Linked DNA regions of Mus musculus: regions 2 and 3 are each linked to region 1. A link is a loop called in an ENCODE intact Hi-C map of the cell type or tissue named here. Cell type or tissue: left cerebral cortex. All regions are shown on one strand.

What was found. Hi-C counts contacts between places; a loop is a spot of excess contacts. Peaks named below come from ENCODE experiments on the same cell type or tissue, not always from the same donor. Only the 100,000 strongest peaks of a DNase experiment are listed, where the experiment ranks them.
Region 2: a loop joins it to region 1, with 2.6 times the contacts of the local background. A loop is called at or near these places in 13 of 42 quality-filtered maps.
Region 3: it touches region 1 in a loop (5-fold over the local background); 12 of 42 quality-filtered maps call a loop at or near these places.

Annotation. Positions count from the first base shown.
Region 1 is chr1:134,328,850-134,336,849 of GRCm38, forward strand. It overlaps Ppfia4 (protein tyrosine phosphatase, receptor type, f polypeptide (PTPRF), interacting protein (liprin), alpha 4), which reads right to left. Exons shown (of 29, transcript NM_001374777.1): 2 at 3,441-4,079; 3 at 297-398. The coding sequence starts at 3,674. Among named protein-coding and RNA genes, the nearest start is that of Ppfia4, 12 kb to the right of the region's middle. In left cerebral cortex, a CTCF peak has its summit at 3,231 (motif pointing left); DNase peaks (open chromatin) are centred at 3,224, 3,522, 4,096, 4,283 and 3 more places; H3K4me3 peaks cover 308 bases; H3K27ac peaks cover 1,293 bases.
Region 2 is chr1:134,192,196-134,200,195 of GRCm38, forward strand. Mybph (myosin binding protein H) reads left to right here and starts at 1,253. Exons shown (of 11, transcript NM_016749.2): 1 at 1,253-1,531; 2 at 1,619-1,753; 3 at 2,382-2,549; 4 at 4,775-4,863; 5 at 5,156-5,351; 6 at 5,535-5,674; 7 at 6,206-6,365; 8 at 7,519-7,655; 9 at 7,755-7,941. The coding sequence starts at 1,309. Adora1 (adenosine A1 receptor) reads right to left here. Exons shown (of 2, transcript NM_001008533.3): 2 at 7,020-8,000. In left cerebral cortex, CTCF peaks have their summits at 3,292, 3,493, 4,450 and 5,629 (motif pointing left); DNase peaks (open chromatin) are centred at 52, 1,806, 2,227, 3,606 and 4 more places; H3K27ac peaks cover 2,099 bases.
Region 3 is chr1:134,050,342-134,058,341 of GRCm38, forward strand. No RefSeq gene overlaps it. Among named protein-coding and RNA genes, the nearest start is that of Gm19497, 6.6 kb to the right of the region's middle. In left cerebral cortex, a CTCF peak has its summit at 3,070; DNase peaks (open chromatin) are centred at 3,072 and 5,902.

The DNA.
Region 1 (8,000 bases):
CATGCGCCCCAAGGGCTACAAAGCAGGGCCCACAGGATCACCAAGCACGATGTCCATAAACAGCTGCTCCTCCATTAAACAGCCCACCCCAGCGTGGCTACCCTGGCCTCTCCCCCAGAACTTCAACCAACCCCGCTGTGACCCAGGAACCACAAGCAAGAACCCAGTGCTGGGGACTAGGTGTCCTTGTCTGCCCGTAACCCCAGGATGGGAGGCAGAACCTGCTCAGCCAAGCTGCTGCCTGCTCCTGTGGCAGGGTGCGCATGCGCACACGCACAAGACCACCCCTTACTTACCCTTGTGTTATTCCGCTCTGCTTTCAGCTCAGATATCTCTTCCTCCCGCTCCAGAAGCTGCTCCCGACACATGCTTAGCTCCCGAGTTAAAGTGGCAAATTCCTGAAAGCCCCCAGAAACCCTCAGTGCTTAGGATTCACCTCCAACCGGTGCCCTGCATACCCAAATCCATGGGAGGCTTCTCTTATTCACCCTCTTATCGGCCCACCTCCCTCACATCCCAGCCTGGCCCCCTGGCAGTGCAGGAAGCCTACAGCTATCGGGAACTACTGGAGGTGAAGAACATATTAGGATTCCAAGAAACAGGACTGCTTACAGAAACGGGTAAGTCTGCCCTGAAAGGCCTGCCTCTCCAGTCACCAGTGACCAGACTACACTCACCCTCTAGAAGGATGCAATAAAGCTCATGTGTGCCATCACCACACACACACACACACACACACACACACACACACACACACACACACGGGCTTTGCAAGCTGCAGATAGCTAATACAACAAATAGGTTGAAAGACCCACCTACATGAGAGTGGAAGGACACAGCCCTGTGGTGCCCGCCCTGGCTTCTGGGAACCCTATTCAATCAAGCCAAGTCTACAGCTCAGCACTTGATGGCATATACCGACTGTCCCTTCCGAGGGGAAACTCCCCCACACTGCCATGTAGAGGTCTTTCCAAGCCCCGCTCTACTATTAAACAAACTACAAGGGAAGAGTGCTCTCCTTGAAGTTCCAGGCCCACCACATCCCACCAGCCTGATGACACCACACGGTCCCCAGAACCATTCTCAGATGGATGAGTGGCTGCATCCTGTGGCCATGAAGTCTACACAGACTGCAGAGGCTGGGGCCTCGCCCCTCCTCTGTGGCCCCCTGTAAATACCAAGAACTCATAACCACAGGCAGCACTGTAGCTGCAGACCAGGCAAAGGGGATGGAGGAGTTGTGGGGAGTGGCAAGGGACCAGAGAGCCAGACGGGGAGAAAACGAGGACTTGTCACCCTAGTCCTGATTACTCCCTTTCTATCTAGGTCTACAGCCAAAGTGAAGGAGAGTTCAATATTTCATTATCTGGAAGCTGAGGCCTGAGCCTGACACTGCTTTAACCCCCAGCTTGCACACATATACCTATACGGGGACACACACACCCCTAGAGAGAGGACTTGAAGGGGTGCCCACATCTCACAATACTATCTACCCCTAATGGTCTCTAACACTCTCCTCTCCTTTGGCCCCACGCTGGGCAGCTGCCCTGTCTCCCTACCCTGCATGCTGTGCCCTCCCTCTCCAGCTCTAACTCATGTGATAGCCTGCTGCCAGGAGAATCCCCCAACGGGCAAGCCTGTCCATAAAGTTAAGGACTAGTTTTCAGACTTTTCTCTGGTGGCTTTTTTCTGAGTACCCCAAGACCTTGATCACCTTGGTGGCTTACTGTTTCCAAACATCAATTAACCATCTATGGAGCACGCCTTCACAGGGCAAGACATCTCCCCTTACACAGCCTCTGTCACCCTCTGAGGAGCTCACATTCCACTTCCAAAGGCCACCTCCAAAGGGTTCGGCCTCCTCAGGGGCTTTCCAGACTCTGGAATGGAAGGAAGTATTCCTCCCTGAAGAGCATCCGACCCTTGCCAGTCACTGCCTCCCCCCAATGAAGCTTTGACTATAAACTGTTGGGAAGACCAGAAGTCAAATCTCAGCTCTCCCCAGTTAGCTATGTAATCTTGCATATATTACCCAGGGCTTGTGATGGACAAGGTAGCCAGGGTCCACCTGGCCACACCTCCTCTCCACCAGGGTCCATATTCTTTTTTTTTTTTCAAGATTTATTTATTTATTTATTTATTTATTTATTTATTTATTATATGTAAGTACACTGTAGCTGACTTCAGACACTCCAGAAGAGGGAGTCAGATCTCGTTACGGATGGTTGTGAGCCACCATGTGGTTGCTGGGATTTGAACTCCGGACCTTCAGAAGAGCAGTCGAGTCCTCTTACCCACTGAGCCATCTCACCAGCCCCAGGGTCCATATTCTTAAGACATAAACTACCACAAGACTCTAGGCCACTGGACTGAAGCTCACCACTCCAGGCTCAGCCCTGGCTCTCCCTAGATTTGGAGAAGGGACCTGCAGCCGAGGCTTGAATTATTTGACTCCTCTGGGCTGCTTCTCCCCCACTGGCTCAGGGTGGTCCTGCAGAGCACGCAAACCCATTTCTCTCCTAGGAAGAGGTGGAAAAGGCAAGCTGGCCGAGTAGACTCTGTACTCTACGTATAGACAGACAAACTCCAGCCTCCCTGGACTTGGTGACCTGGCAGACCACACCTTCTCGGAGAAGCTGTAGGATAACTTGGGTTCCTATGCAAGTCTCTAGCCTCTAACCACGCATCCCCATCCCCAGAATATCTACTGGTATAAGTATAAAAGGTACTGGTATAAGTGGGTACTCAGATTTCCAGAACCCATGTGTTAAAGAGGAAATAAAGCAGAGAACAGACACTGTCTTGGGGGGTGGGGGAGACACAGCCCTCCTGCTGCTATTTACCACCTGGAGGGCAATATGCCACTGACTGATTCCCCTAAGCGCCCGTTTCACCGCTGACAGAACAGGGTGATGGCCCTAACTGTACGAGTTTCATTGTGGGAAATCTACTGAGATGATGGATAAAGAAAACCTAGCCCACAGAATATACACAATAAATGAAAGGTTTTAGCTGCTGGAGGTGTTATTGAGGACCGTGAAATAGGACGCCAAGACACCTGGCCCTGAGGTTTAGCTCAGCCTATGGTTATCTGTGTGAGGTCTCTTATCTTCATGGAAACGAAGGATGATCTCTGCTGCTTCTCCTAACTCTACTTTCCTTGATTCCCCTTTCCTGTCAACTCAGTTAGAAAGGAGGTTTCTTTCCAGTCTAGGGCGCCACCTACTGGTAGTATGGCCTCCCTACTGTTGGCAGTCATGGCTGGATTTTCTTTCTGAGTTCACTTCTCCAGGTGAAGCCAATCCGGGCAGCTGCACTTAGGAGGGGACATGAAGGCCAAATACTCTGTGAACTCCAGTATGTGATGTGCAAAGAGATGCAGAGACTGAAGGGCCAAAGGCGATAACGTCAAAGGAGCTGGGGAGAGTCTGGAACCTTACCTGGGGAAGGGCGGAGTTCAGGTGGCGCTGGAGCTGATCTCGCTCGTGAAGGGCATCCTGGAGCCGGCTCTGTGTGGCTACCAAAGTTTCCTGACTCTCCCGAAGGGACTCCAGCAACTTCTCTCGCTCATCCAGCATGTTCACCATCAGCTGCTCAAAGTTGGCCTCAGCATCGGCACCGTGGGGGGGCCCCAGGGGGTCCCCCTCATTGATTGTGGGCATCACCTCACACATGATGGGAATGGAGAGAGCCTTCTCAGCGTCGGGTCAGGGGGTGGGAGGGAGCTCACGGGGTTGGCACCTGCAGAAGGACCCAGGGCGTGGGTCTCAGAACAGGCAGTGCCAGGCAAGTGGACAGTTGGGTAGGGGCTTCTCCCATGACATCAGTTGCTCTTGCTCTGAAAGGAGCCTCGGGCCTGCAGTGTCCCTGTGGAATGGAGCCAGAAGGCCTGGCTTAACCTTTCAGGGTTGGGGCTGGGTGCCCTGTGTCCCCACACAAGCGGGAGGCATCGGTGTGTGGCCATGACAGGCTGGGCGAACAGGGCTGGAAGGCAGCCCTTGTCTTAGACTGAGCACCAGAGCTTGGCAGAATCCCAGCTGGGTCTAGCAACACCCATGGTTTCTGGAGGGCGGTGTGGTCTGTGGGAGAAGAGAGTGCCGTGAGGACCAGTTGAAAGAGAGCAGGGCATCGGGGGAGGAGCAAAGGAGGCGGGCCCTGAACCAGAGTGGGAGAGGATGGGGGGTGGGTTGGCACATGCCCTTCTCGGGGCTTTCTCGAGTTGGTGGCACCTTGTTAGGTTGCCCACGGAATGCACATGCCTCCTGCCTAGTCTCTGTGCCTGCAGCCCCTGCCCCCCACCTCCTGCAGCTGTCAGAAGTGCAGCCACAGTGGTTCCCCACCCACGTGGCTTGCTGGCCAAATATAGAAATGATTCAGTCAGCGGTAGGGGAGCAGCCGGCAGGCTGCCCAGAGTCCTCCTGAGACCTGAAGGTGGAAGGAAAGGAAATGGGGTATCTCGCCCCCTCCCCCCCCCCATAGCCTCCTCTCCCACATTCAAGCAAAGGTAGGCACAGAAGGGGTTAAAAGGCTTAGTGGATGGGAGAAACACCCCCCCCCCCCCCGCCCAGGCTGGACTCCCATAACATGGCTGAGGTCTTAGCAAGGCTCAGGCTGGGCAGTGGGGCAGGCAGAGCCCTGACCTGCTAGGATGCCCATAACTCAGGGATGAGGCTGGCTTGTCATTTCCCACTTCTAAAGTCTGCTGAGGAGAATGCACGCAGACCAGTGTATGTCCGCAGCCTCCACCTCTTTGTTGGAGACTGGATGACAAAGACTCCCCATGTCCTTATGGAAATGGGAATGACGTGGTGGTGCACGCCTTTAATCCCAGCACTCGGGAGGCAGAGGCAGGAGGATTTCTGAGTTCGAGGCCAGCCTGGTCTACAAAGTGAGTTCCAGGACAGCCAGAGCTAGACAGAGAAACCCTGTCTCAAAAAAAAAGGAAATGGGAATGAAAAGGGACGCTTCCAGAGGAAGACCTTGTGTGAGGCAGCTTACTCATGGCTGGCAATCTGCTCCCTTGGTCTAGGTAATTACCCACTGCTGGTGCTACCAAAAGTCACCAGTCAGACCATGACCATTTACATGCACAGGCCAGGGGCCCAGAGGTCACAGCACAGGAAGGTTGGACATGGAAGTTAGAAGTTCTCAGCTGCAAAGTTCTCTGACCACCGTCAGTTTTCCACCTCCTGGCCAGGGCTAGGCCACTGGCTTCATCGGCTCTCACAGGGAATGTCCTCAGGTCATCCACTGGAGAACTCCAAAACTGCAGAAAGGTCCCAATACAATGGTTGCTACTCTGGAGACCATAAGTAGTGCTGTCCTTCCCACCTCACCCACCCCATTTCTAAAGATGTAGGGCACTTCAGCAGGTGAAGCAAGCAGCCAAGGAGGGGCAAGAGCCTGTACGAGTGAGAGATCAGATGTGGGCTTCTGGCAGGGCCGAGCTCAACAGAGAAAACCAGTCTGCTGACAAAACAGGCAAAATTGGGGGACAAGCAAGGGAGGAGACAGAGGAACAGCTAGAAAACCCCAGAACTCACAGCCATACCCAGAGGTGCCATGGCTCTAGCCAGTAACACACACACACACAAACACACACACATATACACACATACACACACACACACACACACACACACAGAGGGCAGACAAGGGAACAAGGAAAGAGCTAGGGCAAACACACATGCTCCCAGACAGAGAAATAGATATGAACGTTTCTCGTGGAGATCCTTCCCACCAGCTGAACAACGGTGGAAAGTTGTGGTCAGACAGCCCATGCTCCCTCCCCACCTCAGAGCAGCTGGGAACACAGGATAGATGGCTACTCCAGTCTGATAAACTGCCCTAGGGGATGCTGACAGCAGCAATTTCTCCAAAATATCTCCTGCCCAGTGTTTCCGAGCCCCTTCATCCTGAGTGCTCCAGGCTGAGAGACTGAAAGGCCCCGGGGCCCCACCTTCCCTCTCCAAACTCATTAACAGTGCGCTCACATTCTCTCTGTAGCCCCCCACAACCACTTAGGTTTTGGGGGTGTCTGTCTGTCTGTTTGTTGAAAGCTTGTGCAAGACCCTGGTCTTGGTCACTAGACAGGGGGAGGGGTGGAGGGAAAGGGGAGAGGGAGTGGGAAGAGGGAGACTATTCTCAGCCCCCTGCAGATGGCTTCAATGCCAGACCCCTAGGGACCCTGTGGTCTAGCACAAATGAAAAAGGCTAGAGCCAGGTCCTAGGAAATCTTGGGTGCAATTCTACCAGAGTCTAGCTGGGTGAGCCTGAGCATGGTACCCTCCACGAAGCCTGGGCTATAAGATGGAGCCTGGCTTAAAGGAGAAAGCACCCCTACCATGGCAGAGAAAGAACTGCCTTCATCTTGGGTAAAGGAGAGCCCGGGAGTGGTGTCTGAAAAGCTCCTTCTGTCTTAGGCCATGTCTCCACATGGCAACGCCCTCTCATCTTCCAAGAACGATGCTAGAGTCCGCAAGGTGAGACAGAGATAACTGTGAGCTGCTGGCCGTGTGGCCCAGCCCAGCCTCCCCACGTCTTCCTGGCCACTCTGACAACTGAGAAGCTGGCTCTGCAGCCAAAAACCTTTCCCCAGCCTCCCTGCAAATCAGGTGCCAGGTGGCAACTCCACTTCCTCTGGTGAGATGGCACATAGAGCTGGTTGGAGATGAGGCCAGAGAAAGGTGCAGGCAGAAACCCCTGGAGGTCCGCGTAGGACCTCCTACCCAACCCAACCACTACCGGAGTGGGTAAGCAAAAGAAACTTTAGATTGGCGGCCACATGGGGACACCTGGCTTCCCTGGCTCGGGGGCCTGCTTTAAATAGTGCAATTATCATCTCAGCTTAGCAGAAGTTGCAACTCCCAAACTCACAGGTCCTGATTCAGAGGCGAAAGTGCCAGGCCCCAGAGCCAGCATTTGCAAGGGGCTCTGCCAGGAAGGGTGTGGGGTAGGCTGTGAACAGCAGAAGGCTCAAGAGTAGGTGGGTGTGAGTGTGTGTTACGGAGGGAGGGCTGCCTGAAATGTAGGCCTCTGGCTCTATAAACATCAAAGACAGTCTCTGAGGCATCTCTGGCTTCCCCAAAGCCACCCCACCCCCCAGCCCCATTTTCCCCTAACAAACAGGAGGGATAGACACTCCAGTCTGATGCTCTCTGGCTGGCTATACATTCACACAGGCCTGGCTCCCTACTGCCCTACCAGATGGCAAGCCCCACCACTTGCCCAGCTCAGCAAAGGATACAGGGCCCCAACCAAGCTGCTGGAAACTGAGCTCATGCCATGATCTGGGCAAAGATGGCGCATTGAGTAGGAGCCTCTTTAAAGCTAGCAGAACAAGAAGAGGCTCTTACATACCTCAGACTAAGGGAGAGAGGTCTGAGGAAATGGCGGTGGTGACCCAGAAAGATGAAGATGATGGCCACCACTATGATGTGTAAGTGTTCCTCCCGTGCCAGGATGGTGCTCCTTTAATCCTCAAAGTTCCTCACAAGGAAACATCACCCTTCTTGCCATGTCTCAGATATGAGAACCAGGACTCGGGATAACATAAGCAAGCCCCACCCCCCTCCTCCCAGAGTCACAGTAAAAGGGAAAATCAGGAGTCGTGGTGTACCTAACACCAAGAGGGGTGTGTTTCAGGCATCTCATCTTCCCTGAGAATGCCCCGTGTCACACCCATAGTGGCCTGTGGTGAACCCTTCTTCCACTCATCTCCTCAAGCCTGGGAGGGCGTGCGCCTTCCCACTCACAGCCCCACCCACTTCACTGGCCCCTCCCTCAGCTGGCTCCGCCCTCCTCCAACTGACCTGGACTCCAGCCCACACTTTTCTCTGACTCAAGGCATCCTCAGTCGTCCAGTGGTACCCACAACCATCTGCTCGTGCCCTCAGACGGCACACCATCTTCACCTGACCAAAGCTTCTCCTGCTCCTGGATGGAGGATGATGGCCAGTTCATCTCCCTCAAGACCTCGACCACCTCTTCCCACATGTCAC
Region 2 (8,000 bases), 140 kb before region 1:
AGAAAAATTTGACTGCTCCTCCTCCTCCCTGACACATGGTATTTTCTGGATTTCAAATTATTACCAATCTTAACATCTTGACTAAATGAATCAGTGAGTAGGAATTTGTCTGAACCTGCCCTGCTTCCCACACTAGCAGAGTCTGGGCCTAGGTCCCCGTTTTAAGAGGCCAGGAGATTCAGGCCTGCCTGTCTTACACTCTGACATGAGGGTTCTCAGTAGGTGGAGGGAAGCTGAAGCCTGGGGATAAGTGTAAACAAGTTTCCAGCCTTCCCACAGAAACAGAAACCTGAGGACATTTTTGGTCCTGGCTTGAATGTTCCCTCTAAAATTCCTCTAATTGTCACTAACAGTATTAAGATGGGGGGCTTTTAAAAAGTTTTTAGGCCATAGGACACTTCCCTTGTGAATTGGTTAATATCATTGTGGAAGTGGGTTAGCTATCTCCAGAGTGGGAACTGGATAGAAAGCATGTGTTTCATCCATTTTCCTCTGTCTGGCTTGCCCATTCTCTGTATTCCACATCCCAATCACCACAAAGCTCTTTAGGGGGTGCAGTGGGCATGATCTTCGACTTCTCAACCTCTAGAGCCTTGAGAAAGATCACCTCTTTTGTTTATAATTCACAGAACCTATGGTGCGATGTCACAACAGCTGAAGACTGATCACCACAGTCCCCTTTCCCAGGACTCATGCTGGAGCACCTGCCTCAGGCCAGCCTCACCTCCAGCATCTCAATTCTCACCTCTGTGGGGTCCTTAGCCTCACACAGCACAAGTGGGAATCCCCAGAGACTGTGGGGACCAAGAGAGACAGCGAAGGCCAAGGGGGCAGTGCTCACAGGGAAGACTGCTTCAAGCATTCTTAATTCTACGCTCTATTCCAAGGAGACTCAGGCCCAAGGGGGCCCTGAGAAGACCCGATTTATGGACCTGACTTGATCTTCCTTTCCAGGTGGCAGGTCTCATGACCCAGCCCCTGCAGCCCCAGCGATGTGCCAGCTCATCTCTCTATGCCCTCCCTGATCTGGGCACTGGCACCCTGGCTGTGAGGTCTAGCTGGGGTGATGGCAAGGTAGTATGCTTCTCAAGGGGCCCTTGTGGTTCCTCCCCCAGAGCTATTCCTGGCCTGGGTGCTCCCTGCCCCCCTGTCCCCCTGCCTGACCTGACCCCACAGCTGGGAATGGTTTGCTGGGGGTGGGGCAGCCCCTGCCTTTATAAGCATGAACCTAGCCTGGAGGCCCAGACCTACTGCTGACCCTTAAACACTCCAGCTTGACACACCCCCCCACACACACCAGCTAAAAAAATGACAGGAAAAGCCACCTCTGAGGCTTCTGTCTCTACTCCAGAGGAGACAGCACCTGAGCCTGCCAAGGTGCCCACTACAGAGCCTTCTGGAGAGGTGGCAGCATCAGAGTCCACCGGGCAAGAGCAGGCTCCAGAGCCACAGAAGCCTCAGGCACAGGATCCTGCAGCTCCTGCAGCTTCTGCCATGCCCGCAGCCACTAAGCCTGAACCTCCGAGTGAAGGTGACAAGAAGTGGGGAAAGGTGGAGAAGGGTGGCGGGTATGCAGGGAGGGGCTCTTCCACTCACCTTGGCTTCCCCCCTCCTCCAGATGTCCCCAGTGCCCCACTGCGGCTGACCTTGGAGGATGTGAGCCACAGCTCCTTGACTGTGAGCTGGGAGCCCCCCGAGAAGCTGGGCAAACTGGGGCTTCAAGGCTATGTGTTGGAGTTCTGTCGAGAGGGAGGTGAGCCCAGGGCTGAGTTCTGTTTCCACCCAGCTGAGTGGGGGTGGGGTGGGGCAGCAGGGAGGAGCACAGTCCCTGCAATGAGTCACTCCAGGACCTCCAGGACGTACAAAGGGAGAAGGTCTGAGCAGTGGTCTTAACTGCTACCACCTGGCTCCATAGGGACCTCTGAATGCACAGAGATGTCCAATGACCTCAGGGGACCTCCTGTCCTCCAGGTCCAGGTAGCCTCTGAGGACCCTTTTCAGGGGGAGTTAACCCAGGAGGCAGAAACTGGGGAAGATCCAGAGGAGGAGACTGTAAAGTAGGAGACAGTCAAGACAGCTTGGAAAAGTAGTCTCCCTCTCCGACAGCCACATTCACCCTGGCCTCTGTCTCTGCCGCTGCCTTGCTGTGTGTGCCTTGGTGAATGTGCCCAGCCCTCTCCGGCCCTTCTGCATCCCTATCTCTAAAAAAACCTCTAGCACCAGCTGTCAGAGACTATAGCCCAAGAGTGAGGTCAGCTAGTGTACATCACCCTTGAAAAGGAAACCACCCCCACCCGGGGTGTGTGTGTGTGTGTGTGTGTGTGTGTGTGTGTGTGCCCCTGCCACATCACTAACAGCCAGACATTCTCCGCTGCCCTCAGCCTCAGAATGGGTGCCTGTGAATCCCCGGCCCGTGATGGTGACCCAGCAGACGGTTCGAAACCTGGCCCTGGGAGACAAGTTCTTCCTGCGTGTGACTGCAGTAAGCTCAGCAGGGGCAGGCCCTCCAGCCGTTCTGGACCAGCCTGTCCACATCCAAGAGATCACTGGTAAAGCTACTCCTCGCCTCTTGCTCACAGACTAGATGTAATGGGGAAACTGAGGCCATGGTCAGTAGACCCCAAGCAGCCATTTCCCCCCCCATCTCACGCTAACATGCACAATCCGCATGCCAACGTGTCTTGCCTTGTGACAGGTTCAGGCTCCTCAGCAGCAAGAAGGAGGTCAAAGACGCCACCTCCCTAAATGGTCCAGCCCCGCCCCCACCCATCAGGGAACAGCTTCTTGTCCAGAGACAAAGCCAAGCTCCCAGTGCTAGAAGCCATCTATCCTAATCTTAATCTCTGAAGCTATGAAGAGCATTTGCTCTTTCCTCAAATCTGAGTTCCAGGCTCTCTAGAGGTTCTGGAACACAGGGAAGGTCTGTTTGCCCCATGTTGTATCCTGACTCTAATGAAAAGAAAAAGAGGCTGTATAAAGGGCCCCTGAAGGCTTCTTCATCCCCCAAAGGGCAGTGCCCCTGTGAAGACCCAGAGGCCAGCTGCTGTCCCTGTTGCTAATATTTCTATTTGCAGGGTGCATTAACCTTAGTGCCTCCCTCCCAAAGCGGATCAAGTTTCAGACTGTTAATGACACTGAGTCATTTGGTCTGTCTTAGCTATCTGGGGACAGTGTGGGGCCCCAGAGTGAAGAGAGACACGGGCAAGCAGGTGTCTGAGACCTTCTCCATCTTCCTTCTTGTTCCTTGAGGTGATGGATGGAGGCTGGAGATAGAGCCCTACATTTCTAGTCAAGGCCTCTAGGAGGAGAAGGCATCTCAGCCACAGAAGGGGTCAAATTTAGATTTGAGGAAATAGACTGCTTTAAGATCTAAGGCATAGGAGACCAGAACCACACACTATTATAGATTATCCAGACCAGGCAGATACCAGGGGGCCCCAGAGACTCCCACAGAGTCACCCAGTCTTTCTGTAGTCTCAGCTTCTGATGCCCACACAGGACTGTTCACAGCCACCAAGCTGCGGGACATCTGCTCTGGTGGTTTTCAAGAGCATTATCTGGGTGAGATAGCACCCCCCCTCCACACACACACACGTAAACAGCAGGATGTCTGTGCTGCCTGCAGCCTGGTTGGCAGAGTCCCAGATCCTCCCCCCAGGTCCCCAAGAAGCTCAGACTCTGAGATGTCTCTGAGGCCCGGTGTTGAAGAAGCAAGCCAGACACAGCACCTACCTCTCCATTAAAATTCCTCTGGCAGGAGAGAAGGGGATTTCCTGGAGAGAAAGTGGGGAGGAGGCTACGAACAAGGAGGGAACAGCCGGACCTCTCATGAGCTGGGCAGGGGAGAGTGGAGGCCCTGTCCAGGATCCTGGGCTGCTCAGCTGTCCCCTTCTTGGCCACCTGGAGCTGCCAGGCATTCCTGGCCTCCCAGAGCTGTCCCTGGAGCATTCCAAACCATGGCGTTCTGGAGCCAAGTGCCTGCTCAGCTAATCCTTGGAGACACAGTGTTCCTTCTTACTCTGTCCCCTACATGCCAGTGACCAACTGCTGCCACCTGTTTGCTGCTTAGGAGGCTCAGGCTCAGTCCCCACACCATCCCCCAGGGACAGGAATGGCAGCTGCTGCAGCTTCCACATCCAGTGGCACACCTGATTAGGCCGTAGTCAGGAATGGCTCCCCTACCAGAATAGGGGGCTGACATAAGACTTACAGAAGGACTTGGCCACCATGACACTGTGCGGACTGAAAGGCCTAAGAGCAGACGTTTGTGTGTCTGCTTTCACTTCTGTACAAAGAACTAGAGCCCCCTAGCAGGCCTGGAGGTTGAGGCTTGAGTCAGTGAGGTTTCACTTCCTCAGAAAGTCCTGGGCTCCTGGGATGCTGAATCAGCAGTTGCACACACTGCTTCCCTCTCTAGACACACTGGCTGTCGGGTGCAGAACCTGCCTCCCTCCAGGGGGAGACAGAGAGCCACCCAGGCCCATCTGGAGCCTGAGAATGCCTGGACTTCAAGGCAAATCCCAGCCTGGCAAGGTTGAGGTGCCAAGGGAGTGCCGGAGATACCAACCAGTTCACACTGTACAGTCTCTGACCTCCCTGGAGCCTCTCAGTTCTCAGCTCCCCAAGGGCCTTAAGGGATTTGGGTCCCTGGGACTCAGAATGGAAGGCTTTGTTCTCCCGGTGAAGAGGCAGCTCGAGCTGTAGGAACGTCGTAGGTAGGAGCTGTGATGTCTAGCCCGGAACCCACACTTGCTTTCTCCGTCTCCTGCTTCAGAAGCCCCCAAGATCCGTGTTCCCCGACACCTTCGTCAGACCTACATCCGCCAGGTGGGAGAGTCAGTCAACCTGCAAATCCCCTTCCAGGTAGGCCTAGCTCACTGGTAAGAGCCTGGTGTGTCAGGGGAGCCCTAGGGATGTCAGGATTCTCGCAGGAGTCAGCCAGTGACCTAGAAGTAAATGGCCTCTACTTCCCAGTTTTGCATATAACTCAGCTGTGAGTAGAGAGCTAGGCAGCCCCCAGGGCAGGTCACACACTAAAGGACATGGCTCTGGTCAACAACGGTGGAGCCAGTAGGGTGGGTTTCTCGGGCACAGATAGAATGAGGTGAGTGGGGTGCTTATACCAATCTGTACTCACCCCAAGCCCATCTTTCAGGGGAAGCCCAAGCCACAGGTCTCTTGGACCCACAATGGCCACGCTCTGGACAACCAGAGAGTTAATGTGCGCAGCGGGGACCAGGACTCCATCCTCTTCATTCGCTCTGCTCAGCGCGCAGACTCAGGCCGCTATGAGCTCACCGTGCATCTGGAAGGCTTGGAAGCCAAGGCCAGCATTGACATCCTGGTGATTGGTACATGGGCAGAGGGGAAAGGGCTGTCTCGAAACCATAGCCCTCAACCTTCCACCCCCAGAGCTGATGTGGGGTGGGGTGGGGGTGAAGGAAGGCTAGGGTACCATGCAGGTACCAAATCTTGGGTGTGGAGACTTTGCCGCAGACCTACTTCTCACTGGCCTTTATAATCTGGTTCTGCAGAGAAGCCCGGGCCCCCGAGCAGCATCAAGCTACTGGATGTCTGGGGTTGCAATGCTGCCCTCGAGTGGACACCACCCCAGGACACAGGCAACACAGAGCTCCTGGGCTACACAGTACAGAAGGCAGACAAAAGGACAGGGGTGAGGCTGGCTGGGGCCTAACGGGGGTGGGGAGAGAAGTAGTCGGGGCTCAAAAGGTTCATCCTGCTAAGAGGCTCTGGATGAAAGTCCAGGCCAACTACTGCTGACTGACTCCCTACGTGGCCCTGGGCAAGCCTCTCTCCTCTCTGTACCTCAGTCTGTGTGGTACACTGCACTAGACTGCTGGAGAACTATCTTAGCATGCATATAAATCATCTGGGAATCTGCTAAATGTAGATTCTGATGCAGGTGGTTGGGCTGGGTGTTGGGAAGCCACGTATCTAAACGGAGCCTAGGTAATGAGGCTGCATGTCTGGCAGCCATACTTTGATGAGTAGTGAGGCTTGCAAGCTCATGTGAGTGACCCGGGAGGTCCTCCTCCTACTTCCTAGTCCCCCAGGGCCACTGCTGGATGGTTTTAGCCTTCCCAAAGCTGGGATATGGAATGACCCCCTCTGAGGAGGGTTAGAGTAAGCAGGAAAGACAAGAACCATGTAAGAGCTGAGGGTAACCCAGGCAAGCTCCCCACAGCAATGGTTCACAGTGTTGGAGCGCTATCACCCCACCACCTGCACCATCTCAGACCTCATCATTGGCAACTCGTACTCTTTTCGGGTCTTCTCAGAAAACCTGTGTGGCCTCAGTGACTTAGCCACCACCACCAAGGAGCTGGCTCACATCCACAAGGCAGGTAAGTGGCTTTGAGCCTGGGCAGAAAACCGAATCGGGGTTGGTGAACCAACATCTGTCCACTTCTTCCCTGTCCCATATCCCTCTCAGCTTCTCCTTCCCAGAACATTTGCTGCCTTCCACTCCACCCCACCCTACCCCACCCCACTCGGCAGCTCTGCGTGAGCGTATGTGCAAGTGCGTACACACACTGACGTGGAGTGACTGCAAATAACAGCTATGACTGACTGGTTTTAGCAAACATCAGAGCAAAGCCATGCAAATGAGCAGTGCCCCTCAGGAGGCTGTGTACTTAGACAGTGGCTGCTAACATCACAGCAGTCACTGGGTCTCCCACACAGTGTCCCCAGGCACACACTCTGCAGGATAATGTGTACATGATAGGTAAACTGGCAATTGTTAAAAACAATCGCCCACACAAGACTGGCTGTGGTATTTACCATCCTATTGAGCATCTGTCAGTGGAGCCAAATGTGAAACTCCAGGACCCCTATCTATCCCAGATCTTCTCCTGCACATACCACACACACACACACACACACACACACACACACACACACACAAACGAGAGAGAGAGAGAGAGAGAGATACACACACACACACACACACACACACACACGCATGCACGCACGCCCACCCTGGAAGCCACACTTCATTACTACTCATTTTAATTACATTTATTGGTGTGTGAGTGTGTGTTCACATGCACACGTGCATGTGTAAGTCTAAGGACAACATGTCAGGTCTCTCCTTCTACCCCGTGGGTCCCAGGGACTGAACTCAGGGTGGTAAGCTTGGTGACAAGCACCCTCACCCGCTGAGCCACCTCACTCACCCTAGAAGCCATACTCTTTAACATCAGCCAGAGTGTCACAGCCGTGAGCATTTTGTGTTTAAAAAGGAAAGCCACTCAGGTCTCAGAGGCAGACAGAAATGGAATGTGATGTCCGCCTCTTGCCGCAATCCTCCGTGGCTCAGGTTTTCCTGCCCACTCCTCTCTGTTCACCTCCTGATCAGCCTCAGCCCTGCTCAGCGAGGCTTTTCTCTGATGTCTTCATGTGTTGACCAGGTTGAATGTCTCAAAGTTTTGGGTTGAGGCCAGTCTTCCGAAGCCTCCTGCATCCCTATAACCTCAAATTCTCCCCTGAACCTAGATATTACTGCCAAACCTAGAGAGTTTATTGAGCGAGACTTCTCAGAAGCGCCCTCGTTCACCCAGCCCCTGGCTGACCATACCTCCACTCCTGGCTATAGCACGCAGCTTTTCTGCAGCGTCCGAGCATCACCTAAGGTCAGGGGCCCTGGGCTGGTGGAGTGGGTGGACAGAGGAATGAAAGTTTCTCTTGAGAGCTGTTCTAACTTCATTACCCTCCTCTGACTTTGCTTCCAGCCCAAGATCATCTGGATGAAAAACAAGATGGACATCCAGGGTGACCCCAAGTACCGTGCCGTCTCCGAGCAAGGGGTCTGCACCCTGGAGATCCGGAAGCCCAGCCCCTTTGATTCTGGGGTCTACACTTGCAAGGCCATCAACGTGCTAGGGGAGGCCTCTGTGGATTGTCGGCTGGAGGTTAAAGGTGGGAGTCGGAAGGGTGCCCTCAGCACCCTGCTGTAGTGGACAGACTGAGTCCCTCTT
Region 3 (8,000 bases), 280 kb before region 1:
GCTGCCCTGGCCATAGTCCTTATAATGCTTGCAGTGCATACGGTCTCTTTATTTGAGTCATGCTCCTTAGAAAGTCTATGTTCCTGGCATCTGCAGCATCACAGGGTCTCCATTGCAGCTCAGACTTTCTCTCCATTGCTTCGTGCCTAGACATCCAGACCTCTTCCACAGCATAACTACATGTCGCCTGGCCACACAGACTTTTCTCTGGAACCTTGCAGGAAACCTCCATCACCCCAAAACTCTTGCATTCTTCATACCTAGAAAACTAGCATGGTGTATACAATGCCGAGTTCTACTGCTGGCCTGAGTGGTAGCTGGGCTTCCTTGGATTATGGCTACAGAGGTCTCTGAGTGCCTAGGCAGCTGAACCCAGGAAAAGCTGCCCTTAGGCACACCCTTGTGAGTAGGGCACCCCATTGGCATGCTCTCTTTAAAGAAGTCTTTCAAATGAGTTTGCAGTTTTACACCCTGAATCCTGTTTGAAGTCTCACTAATTCTGCAGCGCCCTGAGGAACCGTCCTATTGTCTTAGTACAAAGTGCCCAGTTTCCTCTACTGTTGTTGTTAACAGTTAGTTTCTTTATCTATAACCTTAAACAGCCATGGCTAAACTATGTGCTTCTTGCATCCTTCTGCTCTGAAATTATTTTTAATCCTGATTTTCACTGTAAACCGTCCCCAAAGCAGCCAGCCATGCCACAGCCCGTATGCTATCTTGATATTTCCTCCACCGAATTATCTATTACATTTCACCTTAGCCTCACTTCAAATTTCAGAACATGGGAAAAATATACATAAAACCTTTGCCATCCTTTAATGCAAATGGCTTCTAGTCCAAATTCCTTGAGTCCCTGTTCACATTCAAAACCTCAAGAGAGCTGAGCATGATGGCACACGCCTTCAATCTCAGCACTCGAGAGGAAGTGTCAGGCACATCACTGTGAGTTCCAGCCCAGCCTTGTCTACACAGTAAGTTCCAGGACAGCCAGGGCTATAGAGACTCTGTTTAAAAAACAAAACCAGCCAACCAAACCTCATGAACCAGACCTGCACTGTTTGTCTTTGCATTGGCACGGGGTGGGGGTGGAGGTCTACTGACCCCCACCAGAGTCACCCACCAAGGTATCACTAGGGGTTCTTTAGTCTGCATCTCCAAACCCCTGCAAACGCTCCCTGCAATCCAGTCTGAAAGATCTATGCACCACACGGTCAGACTTAATCCTAACAGTGTCCCCTTTTCCCTGACACTAATGTGCAGGGTTAGGTACCTTCCCTTGTTGCGTTGGCACCTGAAAGACTTAAGAAAAGAACGATTTGAGCCGGGCGTGGTGGCGCACGCCTTTAATCCCAGCACTTGGGAGGCAGAGGCAGGCAGATTTCTGAGTTCGAGGCCAGCCTGGTCTACAAAGTGAGTTCCAGGACAGCCAGAGCTACACAGAGAAACCCTGTCTCAAAAAACCAAAAAAAAAAAAAAAAAAAAAAAAAAAAAAAAAAAAAGAACGATTTGGTTCAGGGTTTCAGTCCATCCATTCAGGGCAGTAGCAGGGTATGGAAGGAGCTGTTCACAGAGCAGCAGACCAAGGAGCAGAGGGCAGGGTAGGAACCAGGCGCTGCGTATAACCTTCAAAGCTCCACCCTAAATGACCTGCTTCTGCCAGCTAGATGGTCCCTTCTAAAGGTTCCACAAGCATCCCAGAATAGTAGTACCAGGTGAGGGGCAAGTATTTATAGAATGAGTCTGTGGAGGCCATTTTAGACTTAGAATATAATGCCAACTAAGACAGGTAAAGAGAACAAGGAAAGCCACACTTCCCTCAGTTTGACACTCAATCCATCCTGCTTGCGGTTTTTCAACTAAAATTCCCTCTTTGCTATTAAACGTGTGGTGGGGGCTGCGCGGGGGGGGGGGGGGGGCTTTCTTACCGTGACATTCATTGGATAACAACAGAAACAACAGCCCAAAGGCCAGACGTTACAAACTGAGAAAGAGCTGGCAAGATGAGCACAGGTCTGGCTGGGATGCTGAGGGCTATGAAGTGGGACACAGTAGTCTAGAGGGGGGCAGTGATCGGGCCATGGACAACACCCAAATATGGAAGGAAGCTTCAGATATGCTAGGCAACAGAAAATGGCCGGACCACAGAGAGCATTTGAAGCAACGAGGCAGGATGCCATGCAGGAATCAAATCACCTACTGTCTGGAGTGAGAGTTTGGTTTCTTAAAAATCCAGCTATGCCGGGCGTGGTGGCGCACGCCTTTAATCCCAGCACTCGGGAGGCAGAGGCAGGCAGATTTCTGAATTTGAGGCCAGCCTGGTCTACAAAGTGAGTTCCAGGATAGCCAGGGCTATACAGAGAAACCCTGTCTCGAAAAACCAAAACAACAACAAAAAATCCCAGCTATGTTATGGGAACATGTTTCTGTTTTAATCCCAGGTGTGGGGTAGGAGGCTGCTTCAGATTACCCACAGCAGCAGACTATTTGCCTCGTGATCCAGGAGCGGTGTGGGGGGGGGGGGGGGTGATTCCTGCTAGCTGCAGATAGTTTCATTCTGGGGATTCTAGAATGCCAGAGCCACCAGAGGGGCCAGGAGCTCTGAAGATGGGGTGGGGGAGGGGGAGGAAGCTGTTGCTGCTGCTGCTGCTGCTGATGATGGTGGTCATGGTGGTGGTGGTGGTGGTGGTGGTGGTGGTGGTGGTGGTAGTGGTGGTGGTGGTGGTTGATGGTAGTTCCTGGTTGCTGTTTTTGCAGTTTAACAAGAAGTTTGAGATATCCTGATAAGATGAAGATTTGACTTGCCCCAAGGAACTATGCTCCTATCCAGCAGGAACTAGCATAAACAAGCTATGCCCCCTTTCTTCTCTAACCTACCTGGTGTTGAGATGTTGGAAGGGATTGGAGTGGAGAAGGGTGATAGATATAAAAATCCAATAAAATAGACTAAAAACAAATATGCCTACACTGCCTGAATTTTCTCTTTCAGACTCAAGTAGCCAAATACTTTAACTACCACCATACGAAGGGCAGCTCTCTGTAGCCACGCTGTTTTGCCTTTGGCCACAAGGGGCAGTATCGCACTTTACATGGTTCGACTCCAGACCCTTTCAAAGGCTTCCATGGCTGCCAGCTATCTCCCATGTGTGTTCTAATTCAGCGGTTCTCAGTTAGGTCCCTTAACAGCAGCAAAATGACAGTTGCAACTTGGTAATGAAATAGCAACGAAATAATGCTAGGGCTGGGGGTCACCACAACATGAGGAACTGCATTAAAGGGTCACAGCTTTAGAAAGGTTGAGAAACACTGTCAACAGAAGACCCAGTGTCCCCAGTAGCCTTTTGTGCAGGCAAAAGCAAGTAAGGTCTGTGGGCCTCAGCTCAGAATCTTGTTCTGTTTTGAGACAGTCTCGTTATGTTACCCAGACCAGCCTTGAACTCCCGGCTTGAATGACCCTCTTACCTCACCGTCCTAAGTAGGTAGGATTACAGGAACCACTATTCCCAGCTTTTCAGAGTACTTGTTTGATTGTCTGGTTTGAACAGCATCTTAAATGCAGTCCAGGATAGTTCCATAATTAAACAAATTAGTGTGATATCAAAATGTAAGCCATAAAATTTACATATAATGCATATATTTCTTCATTACTACAATTTACAAAACTCACCTAGAGGCCTATTGACTAAAGTTAACTTCAAATATTTGCTGAGTGCAAAAGGCATGTTGAGGTCTTTTCAATAAATGCAGTGTAATATAAAAATATCTGTGATCTCAAGCCATGTGTTACAGCACACATCCATAGTCCAAGCCCTCGGGAGATAATAGCATGATGGTCAGGAGAGCAAGGCTAGCCTCGGAGTTCAAGGCAAGCCTGGGCTACATGAGAGCCAGTCTCAAAAGAGCAAAACTCAAATCCAGGATTTTCAGTTCAAGGGGAGGACCCTTGAGTGCTTCTGTGTTTGTTGCTTGAGTTGTTCTGTGTTGTTTCTGTGTTGTAGCACAGAAATGAAGGCTGTGTTAAAGTCTGATTAGCTACGTGAAGCTCTGTCTTCTGATGCAAATGCACAGACCTTATCTGGGGGGTTCAGGAAAAGCAGAGACTCCGAGCACAGGAGAGATGCTGGAAGAAAGCACCAGGCAGGGACTGTTCCTCTCCGTGGGCACAGCTCAATCCCTTGACAAACTGGCGATGCGATGCACACAGCAGCCCCTGAGTAAGGTAAGAACCTTGAAGCTGCTGCGCTTCAACTGGGAAAGAGCCAGAGAGCTCTCAGGGTCTTTGCTATGGAGTCAGGTAGGGACTCAGAGTCATTTTTGTCTTAACAATGTAAAAGATAGTGCTCATTCTAAAACTCACAAGGCAGTTTGATAGAAGTACCAAGTAAAGTATATGGATAAAATCTTATTTTTTATTTCTCCTGCTTCTCCTCCTCCTCTTCTTCTTCCTCCTCCTGTATGATGAGGACCAGTGTGACCAAGGAAGCAATAGGAGTGGCCTGAGCGTTCTTTATTTCCTGACTAAGCCACTCATTCTACTATGCACCCAGGTGCTGATGCCACCCACAGCTGAAATGTCATCAGGAAACTAATGGTCCCATGTGGACCTCAAACTTTCCCAGAAGGTTCCACCTCAGTCATCCAGATAGGAGCTAATAAATGTGACTTCAGCCACCAGTTGAGACCCTAGGTATCTCAAGCCCCCAAATCGTGTTCACACGGAGCCAATACATTGCTCAATTATGCAGCCGCACAAGCTTTCTCTCCTGAAAACTAGTTCATGCCCTGGGGACAAAGCCCACAAGAGGAGCAAGAAGGACTACTCTGCAGACAGAGCCAAGGCTTTGCTGTAGCACGGCCCTGGGAGCAGAGGAAGGGAGACTACAGGCAAATGGCTCGGAAGGACAAAGGGCCCAGCAACCACACCCAGCCACCCTGGGCCCCAACAGGAATTGCGAACGCGGAAGACAAACAAGCTGTTTCCACCTAAGTCTGGGCTGCTGGGCACACGGCATGGACAAAGGGCACAATTACACTGGAAAATGGGTCGGAGTCCCTGACTGGAGCAAGGAGGAAAACTGAATGGCAAGTGTTGAATCTCCGTAGGTCCACAGAGGATCAACAACAGCTTTGGACTTGTAGTCTATCTCAACCCCGCCTCTCCTTCCCAGCTGTCCTGTTGAGCCTTGGGTCTTGATGAGATTAGATTCTAGAGACAGGCTGAGAAAACAGAGGAGTGCCATGGGCTTCAGGCTTGGCCAGCAGTTTTAGGAGGAGATGGGAGCCAGATAAGAGCCATAATAGCTGGGTACTCAGAAGGTGGAACTAAAGATGTTGCATATCAAGAACCAGAAAGCCCAAGTCCCCAAGCAGAACGGAGCATATCAGGGCTCAGGGCACACAGCTCCCTGCCTAATGATAAAAGTAATTCAGGAGCAGAGGACTTCTGACAACATGGACGTGGATCCTGTGCAACCCAGCCGCAAGGTCACCGTGTCCATGAAGATCATGGTCCCGCCCCCAACTGTCTGGGCCCATGCATTGGTCAGCTGTGCTGAGAACTGTGCCCAGCTTCTGTGTGGAGTCTGGCTACTGTTGCCTTTACCTTCCACCTTCACCAGGACAGGTTCCAGGAAGCCTTTGCTTTCTCACGTCACTAACTCTGAGGTCTAGATCAGTCTGGCAAGACCCAGTCCCATACCGGTGCTCCAGCAGCATCAGGGATTGCCAAGGGAGCAGCTGCTGCCGATCTCACATCAATGAGTAGGAGCTGTCTCTGTCTCTCATGGTGGGACATCTCCATAATAAAGAAAAGGCTCAGATGCTGAGCAGCCAAACACATGGCAGATAATTTTTTTTCCAGGAAATCTCTGGATGGGGGTTGCGAGGTGCCACCCAAAGGGCTGAGTAAGAGACACCACCAGGATGTAGAGAATCCATATGGGTGTGGGGAGCTGTCACCTACAAATTCCTGCCTCCTTGAAGTGCAGAGACGATTGCCTCTGGTGGGAACTGTGCACTGCTTTGAGGCTGATTTCAAACACTCATCAGTGTTCATCTCCCACGGCTGGCCTGACAAAGCCTCAACAAATAAGGTGGTCTAGCAATGTTTAGAATTTATCTACTCTGTTGTTTATCCTGGAGGCCAGAAGTACACAATGTGCTTGCAGAGCTGTGCTTTTTCTGGAGGTCTTGGAATCCATCTCCTTTGCCTCTTCCGGTTCCCAGCAGGTCCTGGCAGTGCTTGGTTTGCAGCTCTTCTCCTGTCTCCATCTCCATCTAGAATCTTCTCTTTGTCCCTCTGGTAATCTCTGCTAAGACACGGGGCACAGCTTCAAGGAGCTCCCTGATTCAGGATGCTCTCATCCAAGGCTTTCGGTAATTACATTTGCAAAGACAGTGTCTCCGATGAGCTCATGCTCTAATGGTCTGGGTGACTGTGGGCACGGAGTCAGGTCTTATGCAGCCCATGATACCATCCCACAAGAACTTTCCTAAGGAGGGCTGAAAGATCTTTGTGGGGGATTTTATATGTATGTTCCTACAGTTTGAGCACCACAAACCCAGGCTACCTTCTGCTAGCTGACAAGAAAAAAAAAAACGATAAAGTGGGCATTCTATAACCGAATGCCGCCCCCCTTTGGGTTGGTGTGCACAGAGAGTGATGTCCCTGAACCTACATCTTTCTCTTCATCAATTGTGAATTACCCCAAAACATACACTGAAGCCTCAAGATCAATGTAACAAGCCCCGTGAGCCCACCGTTCAGGTGTAGTACACACTTAATATAATTTCAAATTTGCTTCCTATAAATGGAACAGTGCCTGAAACTCCTGCTATCCGCCTTCTCGGGAGGTTAAGTTCTCTCTAGTCCACCTTTGCCTTCTAGTTTAACTTTACGATAGTGAGAGAGCGAGCGGTACATAGTCAGTAGAAAGTGCACTTCGGAGCTTTTTATCTTCTCCAGGCTATGGAGTGCAGGACACTGTGAGGCCGAGCTAGAAAGCCCAAGGTCTGATAAATACACTTTCAACTTCTGGTTGGTTTATTAGGTTGGGTTGTTTCATCAACCAAGGAGTGCCTGGGCTTTTATTACATATTTATAGATAACAGACTGGCTAGAGTTGTCTGTGCTGATTAGCACCAGAGTCTAAACAGCCGATCTAATCGGCTACCCAGGTTGTGTCTTTAAACCGTACTTCACACAATGTCCATAATTGACTTTTCCCCACAGAACATTGTGTATTCAAGGTTTATCCACATTGACGTTTAAAGTTCCCATTTCTCCATCCCAACCACTGTGCATTTATCTCTCTGCTGTCGTTGTTGAAGGGCAGCTGTTTTTAGTCCATTCCTGTTAGGTACAGCTGGTGCAGAATCTCTTTGTCCTTGCATTTGGGTGTCTCCGGGGTATCCCCCTCCCACCCCAGCGAACACCATCAAAGTATCTTAAGTTGCCAAATGGTCCTTGGAAGGCAAAAGCACCACCAGCACCACTCAGGCGTCTACATCTGGGAAGAAGGCACTGCTTTCATGAGCTGCTTTAAAGTAGGTGGTGTTCTCTTTAAAGTGAGAGTCACTGGGAACGTCACGTCTGGACACCTTCCCAAGGCCAAACATGGCTTCAGAACAATGGGCCACAACCCGTGGTTGCCACAAAGGGTGTGAGTTGGTATTAATTTTACTTTTACTTGAAATATCCTCGGCCCCAGCTGAGACCAGCTCCCTCCACCAAGAAGGTCACGCCTCCTTGTCTGGGCTGTGGGGAAAGCTAAGTGGTTTGCACCTTTGCTAGTGACCCACCTTTAGGGGGGTAAACAATTAGAAGGGCACCTTAACACTCTTTCTCTTGCAGAAGCGGGCAGTGATGGCCCTTCAGTAGCACTCTACTGTCCAACCCAGGGCCCACCTGAGAGCAACTGCCACAATTATCACTGCATTGGTGGACAGTCGGGGACAGGCAGGCACAGGTGAGCCAACACTAGGAACAGGTATCTGCATTGCCA